Linked DNA regions of Mus musculus: region 1 is linked to region 2. A link is a loop called in an ENCODE intact Hi-C map of the cell type or tissue named here. Cell type or tissue: left cerebral cortex. All regions are shown on one strand. Each heading gives the region's core, and the rest is flanking DNA. Links, peaks and the distances in the headings are about the cores only. Region 1 overlaps Smo (smoothened, frizzled class receptor). Region 2 holds the start of Gm31103 (a long non-coding RNA gene).

Region 1 (5,372 bases), core at 292-5,291, 200 kb after region 2:
CCACAGACCTTGCTACATAATCTAGTCACTTGAATTCAGTTCCCAATCTTCTGCTGGTATTTTAAAGAAGCAAAACCAACAAGCTCTCCTTGTGTTTGAATTCCTTTGACTGCCCAGAAAGGAAGCTGTGGATCAGAATGTACCCGACCTAACATCTCTGGAAGGAGGCAGAGCATGCCACCCTGCAATGGTGAAACCTGGGACTGGCAGTAGCTGTGCCCGTCTGTATACCACCAGGAAAACACTCGCTTCCCATGGCCACTCCAAGGGCATCCTGCATGTCTGTCCTTCATTCTCTTTATGCTTGGAACTTAAGGATACAAAGGTGGCCAACAAGCACCTTTTGTTCATTTACTGCCAAGTAGCCAGAGAGAGCAGCCAGCATATTACGCTGAATCAGCCCTGTATCTGTCAGTCATGACCACACCAGCAAGCTTTCCACTGGTGAAAAAGACCTCAGGAGTTCATGGAAGTTCTGGACCAGGTACATAAGCCAGAGCTGGGGCTGGGGAAAAGAAACACGCATGAGCTTATACAAAAATGTTTTATTTGCTGTTCATATTTCTTCTTCTCATACTGAGCCCCTGACCCAAAACCCAGCCAGCTTCTAAGGCATCCTGTTGTCTGGTTCTTGAATGTGGGGCACTATGAAAATGACTAGACATTGTAAAAAGTGGGAGTCCCCCCGCTCCCACCAGAAACAGAAGTTGGAAGAAGCTTTCTTGCCTGGCTGAAGCTACAGAAGCTTCCCAAGGTGGTCCCTTAAGTCAGAGGGTCCTCCCCACTGGATGGATGTGAGGAAGAAATAACATGTCTTTCAGAGGCCTGGAGCTGAACCAGTAGTCTCTTAAGACAGAGCTCAGAAGTAAGGGGTGTGTGTGTGTGTGTGTGTGTGTGTGTGTGTGTGCATGCCTGTCTGTGTGTGTGAGAGTGTATGTGTGTGTGTGTCTGTGTGTGCTCACTGCAGTTTTAAGGTGCTAACCAGGAAGAGGTTGGCCTAGTGGAACTGAGATGTGAATGTAGGGATAGAACGGGAAAAGAGAGGATGTATTTTGAGCAGGGCCACCTGTGAAGAACAGTTATAGCCCTTATGGGAGTGGTCATTACAACTACCAGGAAGAGGAAAAAGAGAGTCCTGTCCTCTCCTAGACAAAGGACAAATGACACAATAAACACTTTTGGTCTGAGAGTGCCAGAAAAGGGCACTCATTGGCACAGAAAAGGGCAAACAGCCCTCATCTGCCAGACATGGGCTTGGTTACCTCACAGACCACCACAGCCCACTCTGGGTACCATCATCCCTGTCTCTGCCATTCCTGCCCTAGTACAAGCTCTGTCGGAGACTAACACTGCCAGTCAGACTCTGATTGGTGGGCAGAAGCAAGGGTCCTGAAGTGCAGGGTCCTGATTCTGACATGAGGCCTACCAATCGCTGTATTCAACTTGTTTCCATGGCCTGGCTGCTTCTAGCCAGACATACACAGCTCTTCTAGGCAGACACTTGGCCCACAGACTCTGTCAGATGAGACCCAGAGGTGTGCTCTCAGGAAGAGCCATAGAAAGGTGTACATTTGTCTTTCCCATCCTAGGACCTGCCCTGCAGGCTCAGAAGTCCGAGTCTGCATCCAAGATCTCAGCCTCCATTAGGTTAGTGCGGGAATGAATGGATCCCAGCCCCTGGAGGCGGCCCTGAGCCCAGACCCGGGGGGCTGAGGCACCAGGGAGAAATGGATCTTGATGGGGACTAGGCTCTGGGCAGAAGGGGTTGGAGACTAGAGTCCAGGCTCCCTGTCGGCAGGACTCCCCTGTTCCCCAGGCGTTTGCAGCTACCAGGCACTTCTGCCGAGGCAGCTGAGGCAGCCGAGGAACTGCACTGGTGGCAGGAACAGGGGCAGAGTGGTGAAGCTCAGGGGCTGGCCTCAAGGGGCACACCTCCTTCTTCCTCTTCCTCCGCTTTTTCTTCCGGCCCAAACGCTTCTCTAACTCTGGGGAGATCTCTGCCTCAACCAGCCACATGTTGGCTTGTTCTTCTGGTGGCACTGTCAGGGGGACAAAGAGCACAGCTTAGGGCTTTGTTCTGTTCTTTCCACCCTTCCCTCCCAGAATCCCTGTTCTTGGGTTCTGGGACCCGTCCCTCCAGGCTTCCCAAGCCTTGGCATCTCCTTCAGGTCCTCTGGGGCCTTTCCTTCCTTCCCCTAGTTCTACAACCCCATACATTCATTCCAAAGTGTCCACCCACCCCTCCTTCCTGCAGAAGACAGAGCCCTCATACCTGGAGTTGCCACAGGGGTAACGGACACATCCTGGGGCAATATGGCTCCTCTCCGAGCCACCATCTTGGTGACATGCTGAGCCCAGGCAGAGGAGACGTCAGCTGAGGGTTCATTGAGGTCAAAAGCCAAACCCGCTTTGGGGATGAAAGGAAAGAAAGAACAATGACCCCTCCTTATGTAACATGGGTCATCTTTCCTAGCCAGTCCTTCCCACTGCAGCTGGCAGAGAGATTCCACCCTGGAGCCAGTGCCCATTCAAAATCCGAGTGCAGCAGCCTCTGATTCCCAAAAAGTAAAACTTGAGATCATAAGTCTAGGGCCAGCACCCTGACTTACTCTGGCTCAGAAAAGTCACTGGAGATGGCAGAGAAGAAGGAAGAGAGAGCAAAGTCCTCAGAGAACTGCAATACCGTGAACAGGCCGAGGGAGGAAAGGGGGTAGAGGGGAGAGGTGGGGGTCGGGGGGGGCAGTGAGACACGACAAGGCAGAGTGTGAGTGAGTGCCTCATTCCCTAGTTTGTCAAACAGTCCGTGTATCCAGACGGAAACCGGCCTGGTACTGTGGAGGTCAGGTGTCTCCGCAGGACAATACACTGAGGCTCACCAACAGGTCCATCATGGGAGACAGTGTGCATGCTGAAGGAGAGCTCCTGGCCCGGGTTCTGCAGCAGCTCACGCCGCTTAGAGAAGGCCTTGGCGATCATCTTGCTCTTCTTGATTCTCTTGGGCTCATCATCACTGTGCCCAGTCAACCTGAGAACAGAAGGGGTGGGGCTGGCAAGTGCAAGAGCAGCCGCTGCCTTCCAAATCTATCGAAAGACCTGGGATTCTAGGTTTAAGTCCTGAGGAGCTGAGGCCTTCACAGCAACAAAACATGCCCAGAATGCAGGGCTCCTGTGGCTCCTACTTGAAAAGCGCTGGTTCTCACTGTCCCCTAGAGGGCAGTGGTGAGCAGCTAAGCAATTAGCCATCCAGACTTGCTTTTGGCAAACACTGCCCCAGTCTGTTTTGGAAGCATGTAAGACAAAGCCCTCAAGTGAAGACGTGAGGCTGAGGGTAAGAGAGGAAGGACAAGATCAGACAGCTGCTGACCCCACCTGCACCAGGTGCGCCTCCAGATGAGCAGGGTGGCCTTGGTCCAGACCCAGGTGCTCATGGCAATGCCAGTGCCAAACATGGCAAATAGATTGATCTTCTCCACCAGGAGGCTGGGCCGATTCTTGATCTCACAGTCAGGAATGGGCTTCTTGGTAGGCAGCCCGATGGTCACGTTGGCTTGGCATCTATGATGAGGAACGGTCAACAGCTAAGGTATCGGGATCCAGTAAGAAGGCACCCAACATGAATCCATATAGGAGAGAGCTGAGCCCCACTGCGTGATTCTCATGGAGCGGGTGCTGGAGGTGAAACCCACACATACTAGGTTCTACCACTGAGCTGTACCACTAGACCCCAGTGACATACTTTGGAATCATCTAGAGAGCTTTTATAAATCACTGCTGTCTGAGCCTCACATCAAACTTCGGGGACAAGAATCGAGCATCACCGCAGGTAACATCTTCCTAGACTGAAAGGGGGAAACTTAAGAATGAGCCAAAAGCAGTCAGAGATGTGTGTGTGTGTTGTGTGTGTGTGTTGTGTGTGTGTGTGTGTGTGTGTGTGCCACTTATGTCCAGGTGCTTGCAGAGTCCAGGAGAGGGAGAGATCTCTGGAGCTGGAGATACAGGCATTTGGGAGCTACCAGGTGTAGATGCTGAGAACTGACCTTACATCCTATGGCACAGTAACAAGCACTCCTAAAAACAGAGCCATCTCTCCAGCCAGAGTCTCCTTTTAAGGGAAGTTTTAACCATGAGCCCCAGTAGCAGCAGGCATCCTTTTAGCAGTGGAGATGCCACAGGTGCCCTGGTTCACCTTTACTGAGATCCAGAAACACTCAAGCAGAACTGGCAAACTTGACCAGGTTGCTGAGCTGTCCAAGGACCTGCTCCTGTGCATTGACTCAGGGAGAGCCACCGATGGTAGAAGGCACACAGATCACAACATGGGTTGGTTTCTGAACAGTTGCAAACACACAGGACATCCTGCCCAGGGGCGCAGACAGACATGTGGAGTTGAACAGCAATGTAGAAGCTATTCATAGCTGAGGCGGGATGGTGGAACAAGCACTTCACAAGCAGATGCAATGCTGCATTATAGCCGGAGCTCCAGTCCCAACCACGCCCACAGCCAAGCCCGGGGCCCCTCACTCACAGCACATAGTCCCGGAAGCTACGCTCCCACTCAGCCTGGTTGAAGAAGTCATAGAAGTGGCAGCTGAAGGTGATGAGCACAAAGCCAAAGGCCAGGAAGCCAAAAATGCCTGTGGAGTTCAGGGGCGGGATCCGTTACCAGAACAGAGATGGTAGCAGCACCCGGGAGGAGGGCAACTGCGTATGGAATACTGAAGGCAGCTGAGTCCAGGGTGGCTACATCGGGGCTCAGGTCAGAAACTGCATCCTCCAAAATAAATCCAGAGGTGATTTATTATACTATGGGAGGCCACAGGAAGGGCGAGGGGCCTGTGGTAGCGGTCCTGGCACTAACCTGGGTTCTTCCCCTTCTCAGAGGGAGTTGCCTCCTCCACTATCACTATACCTTGGCTCTGTCCCTGAATATTTAACTCTCCACACTGTCTTTCTGCATCCTGGAGGCCCCATCAGGATTCAGTACTGAGATGTCCAGAGTCCCCTGGGCACCACTTACCCAGGCGCAGCATGGTCTCGTTGATCTTGCTGGCTGCCTTCTCACTCAGAAGCCCAGGGTGGTTGCTCTTGATGGAGAACAGAGTCATGACCCCTAAACAGACAGAGAATTGAGACATTAGCAGGACAGAAGACACTCTTCTGGGGTGGGGGGTGCATGGAGGGAGGCCCCATGGCGCTGGATTCCTATGACTAATTACATAAAGCTTGGGGAACCAGAGAATGAGAGAACAGCTATTAGCAAATGTGCTATGGGCTGCGGTAACTGGGACAGAGCCTAGACAACAGTCAAGGACAGAGAGAGGAAACCAGGTCAAAGCTATTCTGATGGTGAAAGCTTGAAACAGAATCAACAA
Region 2 (5,372 bases), core at 185-5,184:
CCAATAACAAGTTTGATAGGGTTTTTTTTGTATGAATTTTCATGCGTATTTCTTATAAAATTATTCATTTGTAAATGACATATAGTGAAATACACATATGTGATAATACTTGCACACTTACAAAATCATCACACAATCAAGATTATGCCAAATTCTAACATCCCTAAAGTCTCACTGGGCTGTGCTAAACCCTACCTGTCTCTTCCCTCATCCTATGGGGACAGTTTGCTTGATAAATATTCTTACCGCGAGTTTAGTTTCTCTTAACACTGCACACCTGAGTAAATCAGCATCACTGTTTTGAGACACAGCTCTACCATTGCGTATGTTACGTTTGGTGTGTTAAGGAGGGTGTACTAGACAACATTTGGGAAGTTAATTCATCTGGACTATGTTCTTGAAGCTATAATGTGCTCAGGCCTTAACTCACATAAACTTTGCAGATAAGGATTTCTAACAGAATACCAGAAGCTGCCGAAGAGTCACCAGTGGAAGATAACCAAAAACATGGACAGTATCAATCCTCTGTCACTGCCATAAACACCCAATCCCAGCACTTGAAAGGCAGAGGCAGGCAAACGTCTGTGAGTTCAAGGCTAGCCAGGGCTACATATTGAGACGTGTGAAACAAACAAAATATTCCACAAAAAAAACAACAGAAATGTAAGAGGAAACTGGTACCTTGGCTCACAGTCCTGGAGGTGCCACACCTGTTGTAAGGGCAGGGCCTTATGGCAGGAGCATCTGGCAGAGCAACTGCTTCCTGAAAGAGCCAGGAAACAAAGCAAGGGGTTAGAGTCCCATGATCCATTTAGTGCGTGTTCTCCCCAATTGCCAAATATTTTCCCTTAAGGCTCCACCTTGAGAATCACACCTTTAATTCGTGGACTTTGTCGGGGACATCCATCTAAATTATAATGAGCTATAACAACAAATCATTTTTCCATGTTTTCCAAATGCCCCCTATTAGGATTTACCCAAACCACCCAACATTTCCCAAAGCATCGCACACTCCATGCTTTGCTGGCGAGTTTTGACCTCCCCTTCTACTCCATATTGGAGATCATGCATTTCTTGTTTTGTTAAACGGTCATTTGCGATCAGAAAGGAGGCAAATGCTCTTCACTGTTCATTTGGGGGGAGGGAGAGAGAAAATAGGCAGAGACTCAAAAGTTGGTAAAAGTTGTATTTCATGCATGTAGATAGTCATACTTACTCTAAATTCTATGTTTTGTTTCTCATGTTTAAAAAAAATCAAATAAAGTTGCACTAAAGTAACTGGGGTGTGATTAGGCTGCGGGGGAAGAGCCCTCGGAAATATGCCTAAGCGTGTAAGGCTAGTACTGGTACTGGTACAGGTACTGTTAAAAAACCTGCTGTCCCACAAAAATGCCATTTATAACTTAATCATGTAACACTTTTTACTACAGAAAACATTGGCTTACCACACAAAGATCCTCCTGCTTCTCTTTCCAGCTCTGTTTTAATTTTGAGGCAAGGTCTTACTAAGTTGAGAAAGTCACAGCAGAAGGTGCTAAAAACCACTGAGATAGATGGCTCTCAGGAGCTCGCGGAAAAGCTCTTGAGATGCTAAGATCTTAAACAATCTTGCCACTCTCCTCCAGAGCTCACTGAGAATCTGCAGTGAGTCGCGTATCTGCACATCTGTATGTCTAATAGACTGTAACTGCTTCCAGGAGATGATGGGCTTGCTAGTAGATTTTAACAGGGACTCTCGGAGCATAGGGGATTCTGGGAATCGTAGTTCAGGTTTTCTTTGGCGGTGTAGAGGTCTTAAGTCACGGTGATGATTCACAATTGCTGATCTAGCATCTGTTTTAACTCTTTACCTCAGAGTTTCAGAAGATATTTTACAACTGTGGTAGACTTTATTCTTGTTCCTAGTTGTATGTCCCTCCTCTGTAACAGTCTAATCCAGGCGTGCCTTCCTGTAGGGGAGTAGTGCCCCTACCGAATATGAGGCTTGGCCATCTGAGGTGCTTTGCTGTGAACCCTTGAAAGGTGCACCATGTCTAAGGAGCAGATGCTACATTTATTTGTAGGAATTAGTCTCTTGTTCCTGTTTTACTGAGAACAAAGTCTTTTCCATCAGTCATTTTAGATCCTGGAGCCCAGAAAGAGAAGACAGGTATAACAAACTCCCACACTAAGTACTCAGACCCTTAAGTAAGAAAGAAATCATAGTGTCTCTGTTGTTGCTGTTTGTTTTTATGAGACAGCCTCTCATTGTGTAGTCTAGCCTGGCCTCAAACTCACAGAGGTCCCCCCTGCCTCTGCCTCTCCAGTGCTGGGACTAAAGGCATGGTTGTCTACCTAGAGTTCTGGGATGTGCCCCTGCATCTGGCCAAAAGTTTTGTTGTTACAAGTCTCTGAGAATTTGGGGATTTTTATTTTTAAAGATTTATTTATTTTATATATGTGAGTTTATTGCTGTCTTCAGACACACCAGAAGAGGGCGCCAGATCCCATTACAGATGGTTGTGAGCCACCATGTGGTTGCTGGGAATTGAACTCAGGACCTCTGGAAGAGCAGTCAGCACTGTTTTGTTTTGATTTATTTTTCGAGACAGAGTTTCTCTGTGTAGCCCTGGCTGTCCTGGAACTCACTCTGTAGACCAGGCTGGCCTCAAACTCAGAAATCCGCCTGCCTCTGCCTCCTGAGTGCTGGGATTAAAGGCGTGCGCTACCACCGCCTGGCTCATGTGATAGTTATATTACAGTGCTAATACTCAGGACACCACACAGCACCTTAGTCTTCTAATTTGAGTTTTGGTCACTGGGCTAAAACTGTTACTTGAGCTTTTTTTCTTCCGCATACCAGCTTTGAGGAAAAGCACTCAGTAGTAATTAAGCAACGTTAATCCGATTAAACAGTTTATCCTTAATAACCCGAGACATCAGTCCATGGATGCTTCTGTGGTGATTTTACAGCTGTCTCTAGTAGTTTTGGCAAGCTTGTCTTCCAACCTGAAGTCATGTGTTTCTAAATCCATGAAACTGCCACGTCCTAGCTGGGCTTCCGACTGCTCTAACTTCAAAAATGTGGAAAACTTCACGAATTTGCGTGTCATCCTTGCGCAAGGGTCATGCTAACCTTCTCTGTATTGTTCTAATTTTAGTGTACATGCTGCCGAAGCGAGCATAGCCTTGAACTTTCAATCTTCCTGTTGTGTAGCTGCAATTACAAACCAGTGCTACCAGGGTCTGCTAGAGAGCATTGCTGCTGTTCTCCCTTCTCCTCTCTTCTTCCTCTTCTTCTTCCTCCCTTCCTTCATCTTTTTCTTCCTCCTTTTTTCTCCCCCTCCTTCATCTCCTTCCTCCTTCTCCCTTTCGTCTTCCTCTCCTTTATCTCCCTCTTCCTCCCTCTTTTCCTTCCTCCTCTTCCTCCTCCTTTTTCTTCCTCTCCTTCTTCCTTCACTCCTCCTCTTATTTCTTTTGGCTTTTTTTGAGGCAGGGTTTCTTTGTGTAGTCCTGGCTGTCTCAGAAGTCCCTAGTAGCTTAGGCTGGCCTTGAACTCCCAGTCATCCTCCTGCTTCTGCCTCCAGAAGTACTGGGATTACTGGCTTGTGCCATCATGTCTGATCTGGGTGAAAAGATTCGAAAATAGAAATGTTGGTAGCAGGAGTTGGCTAGTATTAGCTGCATTTGTTAAAATTTCACAAGGAAGGAATGGCAAACCAAACCAAACCAAACCAACCAACCAACCAACCAACCAACCAACCAAACAAACAAAAGAACAAAAAACCTGGCCTATTATCAAGCAGGGAAAAGGTAATTCAGAAATTTCAAGACTTAACAAAGGTTGACCACTGCAACTGTTTATCCAGCTCACGAGAAAAAACTATGAAGATGCATCGAATCAAAAGGCTTTTAGCACATTGCCCTAGGGTAAAGACCAAACAGAATGTGGTATTCAAAAGCCCCACTAAATTTTTTCACTGGACAAAAAGACTCAAAGAAGAGAGACTCTACAGTGGCCCGATACACTCAAAGGACCTGTAATCAAATCTAGAGAGGCATTTAAAGGAGCTGTACTTGTAACTACTGGCAAACAGGCTAACTGGAATTAGACTTTGAAAAATCTTCTGATAAAGCTGTTCAAAATATAAACGGATTCCCATGCCTCAACAGGCCTAAACCAGGAAGTACAGCAAGGAAGATGTTCATCTTGGGAGTACAAAAGAAAGGGTGTCTCCAGTGGACATCTTTATTGTTGAATATATGATCAATTTCTCTGAACCCACAACTGGAATTCTATCTTAATTCCACACAGAGTCATGAACAGCAACATGGAGAAGAGAACTAAGTTATCACAGCTTGCTTTCTTTTACAGGCAGGCAGACTATTAATAGGAGTACTCTAGAATGTGCAATGGCTTAGTCGCTAAGGGATCTAAAGGGGATGAGCTGAGATGGTGTGTAGCTGTTTAAGGGTTCCTGATGCTACATCTCTTGGCCATTAGCTGAACCTTGTGCTAACACCAAACAGAGATGTAGAAAACACTAAGTTGACTTAGCAGCTGTGCGCAGGAGTCCACTGGTAAGAAAAGACTAAACATTGCTGGGAGCACCCATCCCAGGAAGGACTTTACTTCCAGGGGCTTTAGGTTGGCACCATTCGAGAGTTCACATGGCTGATCTCATCCCATATTGTATTCGGCACATCTCCACTATGATAGTAATGCAACCCCTAGAAGGGACGGTCACCACTGCATCAATGAGGGACTTGGATTCCTGGAAAAGGCTTCCCATTTAAATGCCCCATAGGTCCAATCCAAACAATCTACTCGTTGGAACCACAGCCTCAGAATATTGTTTGCTACAATCAGTACCTGAGTCCAAGCTCATCCAATTATGCCAAAGGCCACAGCAGCTTGGCCAGTCTTGGCAGTCTCACAAAACGTATCAAGTCAATAGACAAGGTCATCTTAGCGCCATCTTGCCTCTTTCATCGTACAGAGAAATCAAAATCTCTATGTTGTTTACTTTAAAGAAGGTAAAGGCCATTCCCCTACCGGTGATTTAGCTCAACTCTCTAGCATTTACTAATTCAGCCAGATCTTGTTTGCAACTTTCGCTCTGCCCAAGATTGTACTCTCTAAAGCCTTGGCAAAGTAGTTCAGCTCCTTCATTTAAAAAAAAAAAAAATCCAGCCTTCTGTGGAAGAATCACTCCCACTGTGGAACTGTGGGCTCAGTGCACAGTCCCCAAAGCATAGTTGACATAGACACCCTCTCATTTGGACAGTGACGCTCAGAAAGCATCTACTTTGTATGGCTTGGCTCTGGCCTTGCTCCCCGAAGCAGTTTTTCCCCTTCCTTCTTCCTCCACACGGAAATGGAGGTTCTCCAG

The links. Hi-C counts contacts between places; a loop is a spot of excess contacts. Peaks named below come from ENCODE experiments on the same cell type or tissue, not always from the same donor. Only the 100,000 strongest peaks of a DNase experiment are listed, where the experiment ranks them.
Region 1: a loop joins it to region 2, with 2.0 times the contacts of the local background. A loop is called at or near these places in 1 of 42 quality-filtered maps.

The regions. Positions count from the first base shown.
Region 1 is chr6:29,756,519-29,761,890 of GRCm38, reverse strand. It overlaps Smo (smoothened, frizzled class receptor), which reads right to left. Exons shown (of 12, transcript NM_176996.4): 7 at 5,018-5,110; 8 at 4,526-4,634; 9 at 3,370-3,555; 10 at 2,877-3,025; 11 at 2,273-2,407; 12 at 525-2,039. The coding sequence ends at 1,606. Among named protein-coding and RNA genes, the nearest start is that of Ahcyl2, 9.2 kb to the left of the region's middle. In left cerebral cortex, for the core only: a CTCF peak has its summit at 3,206 (motif pointing right); a DNase peak (open chromatin) is centred at 3,227.
Region 2 is chr6:29,961,347-29,966,718 of GRCm38, reverse strand. The region is part of intron 1 of Gm52897 (a long non-coding RNA gene); the gene reads left to right. Gm31103 (a long non-coding RNA gene) reads right to left here and starts at 2,263. Exons shown (of 3, transcript XR_377383.3): 1 at 1,446-2,263; 2 at 682-763. It overlaps LOC115490520 (a small nuclear RNA gene), which reads right to left and starts at 3,164; the gene lies at 3,058-3,164. It also overlaps the pseudogene Gm13724. In left cerebral cortex, for the core only: a CTCF peak has its summit at 2,465 (motif pointing right); no DNase peak of the experiment used is centred there; H3K27ac peaks cover 105 bases.